2 separate regions of the Homo sapiens genome follow, and region 2 is linked to region 1. The links are chromatin loops, found by intact Hi-C in ENCODE. Cell type or tissue: pancreas. All regions are shown on one strand. Each heading gives the region's core, and the rest is flanking DNA. Links, peaks and the distances in the headings are about the cores only. Region 1 overlaps TMEM51 (transmembrane protein 51). Region 2 overlaps TMEM51 (transmembrane protein 51).

Region 1 (2,916 bases), core at 198-2,697:
CTAAGTTTTTGTTATCCTAAACAATGATCTGATAAATATACTGGTACAAACTCCTTTGCACCTGTGGGACTGTCTCCCAGGGATAAACTCTTATAAATAGGATCAATACGCACATCTTCAGTACTGCCCCTTATGGTGAAACTCTTAAGAAAGTTTCTATCAGTCAACATTTCATCAGCAATCCATCTTCCCTACAACTCTCCAACAGTAGGGGCTGTCTATCTTGATCAATATGATAGGCAAAAAAAAGAAAAGACATCTTTTTGCTTGCATTTCATGACTAATGAAGTTGAACATCTATTGGTTGAACATCTATGGAATATTCATAATCTTTGTCTGTTTCCTATTGGTATATTCATCTTACATATTCATTTCTAAGAGCTCTTTTTATAATAGGGATATCAACTATTATCATATCTTCCCCAATGTATCACTTATCTTTTAAATTTGTTGGTGGCATTTTTGCTCAAATGGAAAATTGCTTCCCAGCCATTTCAAATTAAAGCATACACACAGCATGCTGGGGTGAAGGGACAAGCAAATATGCTGGCCACCCCAGGCCCTGTTCAGTGACCCTGGGCGGGTCAAAATGCTGGTTCACTTAAGAGTAATGGCCTCCAGCTCCATCCAAGTTGCTGCAAAAGACAGTTTTTTGTTTTTGTATTTTTTTTTTTGAGACAGAGTCTCACTCTGTCACCCAGGCTGGAGTGCAGTGGCGGTATCTCAGCTCACTCACTGCAATCTCCACTCCCCTGGGTTCAAGCGATTCTCATGCCTCAGCCTCCCCAGTAGCTGGGACTACAGGCATGTGCCACCATGCCCAGCTAATTTTTGTATTCTTAGTAGAGACAGGGTTTCACCATGTTGGCCAGGCTGGTCTCAAACTCCTGACCTCAAGTGATCCACCTGCCTCGGCCTCCCAAAGTTCTGGAATTACAGGAGTGAGCCACTGCACCTGGCCCAAAAGACAGTATTTTGTTCCTTTTTATGGCTGAATAGTATTCCATGGTGTAAAAATCTATTGTAATAAAATTTTTAAAAAATCTTGGTTTACCTGTAATCCATTTGTACCATGCTATTTGGGAAGCTCTGGTAGAAAAGTCTAAAGTTATTTGTAAAATGATAAACCGTTTTGACAGAGGCGTCATGGGCGAACATGGGACAATAAAGCCTGTAGATGACAGTCTTTTCACCACGGAAAGGTGTGAACATGTGTGTGCATGCGTGCGTGCCCATCCCCGATCCGGGGAGGGAAGGGGACAGTCAGGCCTCACCTGTCTTCCTCCTGGGCGTGAGGCCCAGCGCCTGTCGGGTGCTGGACATGGGCCAGGTCCTCGCCCTGCCGCTGCTTCCTCTTATCCCTGATACTCAGGCAGATAGAAAGCAGCAGCAGCATCACCCCGGCCCCGACCAGCACGTAGGCCACAGAGAAGGTCTTGCTCTTGAGGATGCCGCCACCCACCTCGGTCTTGTTGCTGCCCTGAGCTGTTGGCTTCTCGGCCGCGCTGAAGCCGGGTACCAGGTTCCACATGGCCATGATCACCCCAAGGACCAGCATCCCCAGGCCGATGGCGGTCAGCGCATAGTGCGAGCCATTGGCCTTGGACTGGGCCATCATGTCAGTGGGAGGAGGGCGAGGCCCAGTTCCAAGAAAGAAAATAAATGTATACAAGGCAGCAGTCACAACAAAAACCCCTTAAATGCGCTCCACAAAATCTCTCGCCCCACACTAGAAAATATCAGCTGAACTCCTGCGGGATGGTTCCGAGCAATCGCGAGGCCTCCCGTGCGGATGGCTGCGGTGGAAGGGCCTGGAAGGAAAGCAGAAAGAGCAGAGAGGACGATCAGTTCCGATTCCAGACGCTTTGTGAATGTGGCGGCTCTGCTCTTGAAGGAGTTAGGCAGCAGCACCGAGCACGCCGGCTCTGGCTGGGCCTCGCCTTTGATGCATTCCAGATGTCTTACGTGCTCAGGCTCCTTGTGCGAGGCTGCGAGAAGGGAGGCCGGTCTGCCCAGCCCGCTACTCCCTGAAAAGGAAAAGCCAGACCTTTCCCTGCTGGAGGCCAGAAAGGTCGGAGCTCAGGTCATTAAAACATTGTGTGGAATTTAATGAAGTGCAGTAAAATCGTAGCTCTTGCTGGAGGCTGCTGGGAGAGTGAGCGATGGGATGAATGGTCCACAATCGATGGTTGTAACAGACTCACCTGGGGGACAGGGCCTCAGCCAATGGTATGACCAGGCCAAACAGCCTACTGTCATCTGTTCCCCACCCTCAATGGCTCCCTACTTCCTGCAGGAGAAAATCCAGCTTCTTAGAATGATGCTGCTCATGGTGGCCTTAGCCTGGCTCCTGCCTCTCCTACTGCATGTCTCAGCCTGCCTTTCTTTGCACTACCCACCCCCAACCACCCTCCAGAACATTTCTCTGGTCACCCATAGCTCAGATGCCCCTTTCATGTGCTCCCCAAATCCTCCAGCAACCACCGTGGTGAGTCTCTCTCTTCCCATGACCACATTGTCATCATCTCTAAGCCTGGCACACAGCAGGGACTCAAAAAATGTTTGCAGAGTTCATGCCTGTAATCCCAGCACTTGGGGAGGCCGAGGTGGATGGATCACGAGGTCAAGAGATCAAGACCATCCTGGCCAACATGGTAAAACCCCGTCTCTACTAAAAATACAAAAAAAAAAAAAAAAAAGGCTGGGTGCTGTGGCACGTGCCAGTAATCCCAACTATTTGGGAGGCTGAGGCAGGAGAATTGCTTGAACCTGGGAGATGGAGGTTGCAGTGAGCCGAGATTGTGCCACTGCACTCCAGCCTGGGTGACAGAGCAAGACTCTGTCTCGAAAAAAAAAAGTTTGCAGAGTCAATGTTGGATGAAATGAATGCAGGCCACATGAAGTCACCCAGCAAGA
Region 2 (2,916 bases), core at 196-2,695, 50 kb after region 1:
GCTGGGATTACAGTGTGAGCCACCGTGCCCAGCCTTGGGTGAGTATTTTCTCACAGTTGCCTATGAGTCGGCTGCTGTGGCTTCCACCATGCTCCTATCTCAGCTTCCTAAGTCTCAGAAGGGAGGCCCAGATACTCGAAGTTTGAAGGGTAAACCAACCACCAGGAGTGGCAGCTGATGTCTTCAAAGCTCTCTACAGTTCCCAAAGCACCTTGCCTGGCAGTAATCCCTGTGGGATGCATAACAAGCCTATGGGTCTTCAGCACAGGTCATTAAAGTTCCAAATGGGAGGAGAAGGTGTTATCAATAACAGTTTTGTTATGAAAACAATGCTTGTTTAAGAAATAAAAATTAGTTAAATACAGATTAGCAGAAAGAATATCGAAACCCCCCATGGCTACCCCCATCCATAACTGCTGATAAATATCTATGATGGTATCCATGCTTTCTTGTGTGCTGTGTAAACAAAATACTTTTTTGTTTTTTACAAAAATGGGATATTGCTGCAATATGTTTTATAACCCTAACTTTTTTTTTGAGATGAAATCTCACTGTCACCCAGGCTGGAGTGCAGTGGCGCAATCTCGGCTCACCGCAACCTCCACCTCCCAGTATAACCTTAATTTTGAAAAATTTGATGTACAATGAACAATCTTTCGTATCATCAGTATTCATCAATACTGGAATTTTTAGTGGTTGAGGACCACTTCAGTATATGAAAGAGCTGCAATTTATGTCACCAATTCCCTGTTGCTGCAAATATATTTGATTTTTAGTTTTATTGCTATTATAAAAAATACTGTTGAAATTAACTCCGTATACAACCATAAATTGTTACCTCGGGATAAAATCTTGGTATTGAAGATATTAATAACAAGGTTAAAATCTTGGAATTAAAAGTGTTTTAAAGCTAAGTGCTTTAAAGGTTTGGGCCTGTGTTTTCAGACTGTTCTCCAGTTTACACTTCTATGCTGAGCTCCTGAAAGCACTACCTCCCAGTTAGCATTATTTAAATTAAAATTTTAAAACTTTTAAAACATTTTAGATTTCCTGTGTGAAAGACGGCATTGTTTTAATTGGCATTTCCTTTAATACAATGAGGCTGAATACTGATTCTTTTTTTTCCCATGTACTAATTGGCCACCAGCATTTCTTCTTCTTTTTTTTGAGACAGGGTCACCCAGACTGGACTGCAGTGGCATAGTCACGGCTCACTGTAGCCTCTACCTCCTGGGCTCATGTAATCCTCCCACCTCAGCCTCCCAAAACGTTGGGATTGCAGGTGTCAGCCACTGTGCCTGGCCTCAGCATTTCTTCTTTAGCCCATTTCTCAACTAGGGCATTCAGCTTTTCCTTACTAACTAGAAAAGCAGGCTGGGCTTGGTGGCTCATGCCTGTAATCCCAGCACTTTGGGAGGTCGAGGTGGGCGGATCACAAGGTCAAGAGGTGGAGACCATCCTGGCCAACATGGTGAAACCTCGTCTCTACTACAAATACAAAAATTAGCTGGGTGTGGTGGCGCGCACCTGTAGTCCCAGCTACTCGGGAGGCTGAGGCAGAAGAATTGCTTGAACTCGGGAGGCAGAGGTTGCAGTGAGCCGAGATTGTGCCACTGCACTCTGGCCTGGCGACAGAGCGAGACTCCGTCTCAAAAAAAAAAAAAAGGAAAAAAAAAAAAAAAGCAAAGCTCCCGCATGGATTCAGAACACAACTCTTTGTCTGTTCTGTGTTGCAAATATTGTCCCCAGTTTATCATTTGATATATCAAAGTTTTTAAATTTTAGGTGCCTAATCTAAAAATCGTTTCAATAATCTCTTTTATAATGTTGCCTTTCGCTCTCATGTTAAAGAATACCCTTCCAAAAAGGGGCTGTAGTAACTTTACAGTGGAGAAATGTGGCAGACACCACCTTAACCAAGTGACCAAGGCTGATGTCATCAATAAGAAGTTACATTGATATTATCTCCATCCTAACATGATTCAGTGAGAAGCACACTTCACCTTTGTAGGATTCTTTCCCAAAACCCAAAGGCCCAGTCCAGTCACGAGAAGACATCAGGCAAACCGAAATTCAGGGAAGTTCTACAAAACACTAACCAGTACTCTTCAAAGTTCTCAAGGTCATGAAATTTAAGAAAAGACTGAGAAAGTGTCACAGTTCAGAAGATACTAAGGAGACAAGATGACCAAATGCAATGTGGCATCTTGAATTGGATCCTGGTGAATAAAAATGCAGTGGGAAATCCAGCGAAATCAAAATAAAGTCTGTAGTTTAGTTAGTTGTGATGTCAATTTCTTAGCTTTGATAAGTATAATACGATTATGTAAGATGCCAACATTAGGCCGGGCATGGTGGCTCACGCCTGTAATCCCAGCACTTTGGGAGGCCGAGGTGGGCGGATCACCTGAGGTCAGGAGTTCAAGACCAGCCTGGCCAACATGGTGAAACCCTGTCTCTACTAAAAATACAAAAATTAGCCAGGCATGGTGGTGCATGCCTGTAAATCCCAGCTACTCGGGAGGCTGAGGCAGGAGAATCACTTGACCCCAGGAGGTGGAGGTTGCTGTGAGCCGAGACCACGCCACTGTACTCCAGCCTGGGTAACAGAGTGAGACTTTGTCCCCTCCCCCCTCCCCCCCCCCAAAAAAAGCCAACATTAGGGGAAGTTGGGTGAAGGGTAGACAAAAATGCCCCATATTACCTTTGCAACTTTTCTATAAATCTAAAATTATTCCAAAATTAAACAAAAATTTATTTAAAGGGTCGTGGCTAGGACCATCTCTGGACAGATTAAAAACAAAATGGCTTTCTAATTTTGTTGCTATTATTACAAAAAATAACAGTCTCGAAACTAACTCCTTATACTCATTAACTGTTTTCTTAGGATAAACTTCTAGAATTGAAATTATGGTG

Evidence for each region. Peaks named below come from ENCODE experiments on the same cell type or tissue, not always from the same donor. Only the 100,000 strongest peaks of a DNase experiment are listed, where the experiment ranks them.
Region 2: it touches region 1 in a loop (2.4-fold over the local background); 30 of 110 quality-filtered maps call a loop at or near these places.

Annotation. Positions count from the first base shown.
Region 1 is chr1:15,213,790-15,216,705 of GRCh38, reverse strand. It overlaps TMEM51 (transmembrane protein 51), which reads right to left. Exons shown (of 4, transcript NM_001136218.2): 3 at 1,275-1,811. The coding sequence starts at 1,618. Among named protein-coding and RNA genes, the nearest start is that of FHAD1, 32 kb to the left of the region's middle. In pancreas, for the core only: no CTCF peak of the experiment used is centred there; a DNase peak (open chromatin) is centred at 1,425; H3K27ac peaks cover 753 bases.
Region 2 is chr1:15,163,557-15,166,472 of GRCh38, reverse strand. The region is part of intron 1 of TMEM51 (transmembrane protein 51); the gene reads right to left. It overlaps TMEM51-AS2 (TMEM51 antisense RNA 2), which reads left to right. Exons shown (of 3, transcript NR_167931.1): 3 at 2,012-2,281. Among named protein-coding and RNA genes, the nearest start is that of TMEM51-AS2, 6.6 kb to the left of the region's middle. In pancreas, for the core only: no CTCF peak of the experiment used is centred there; no DNase peak of the experiment used is centred there; H3K27ac peaks cover 48 bases.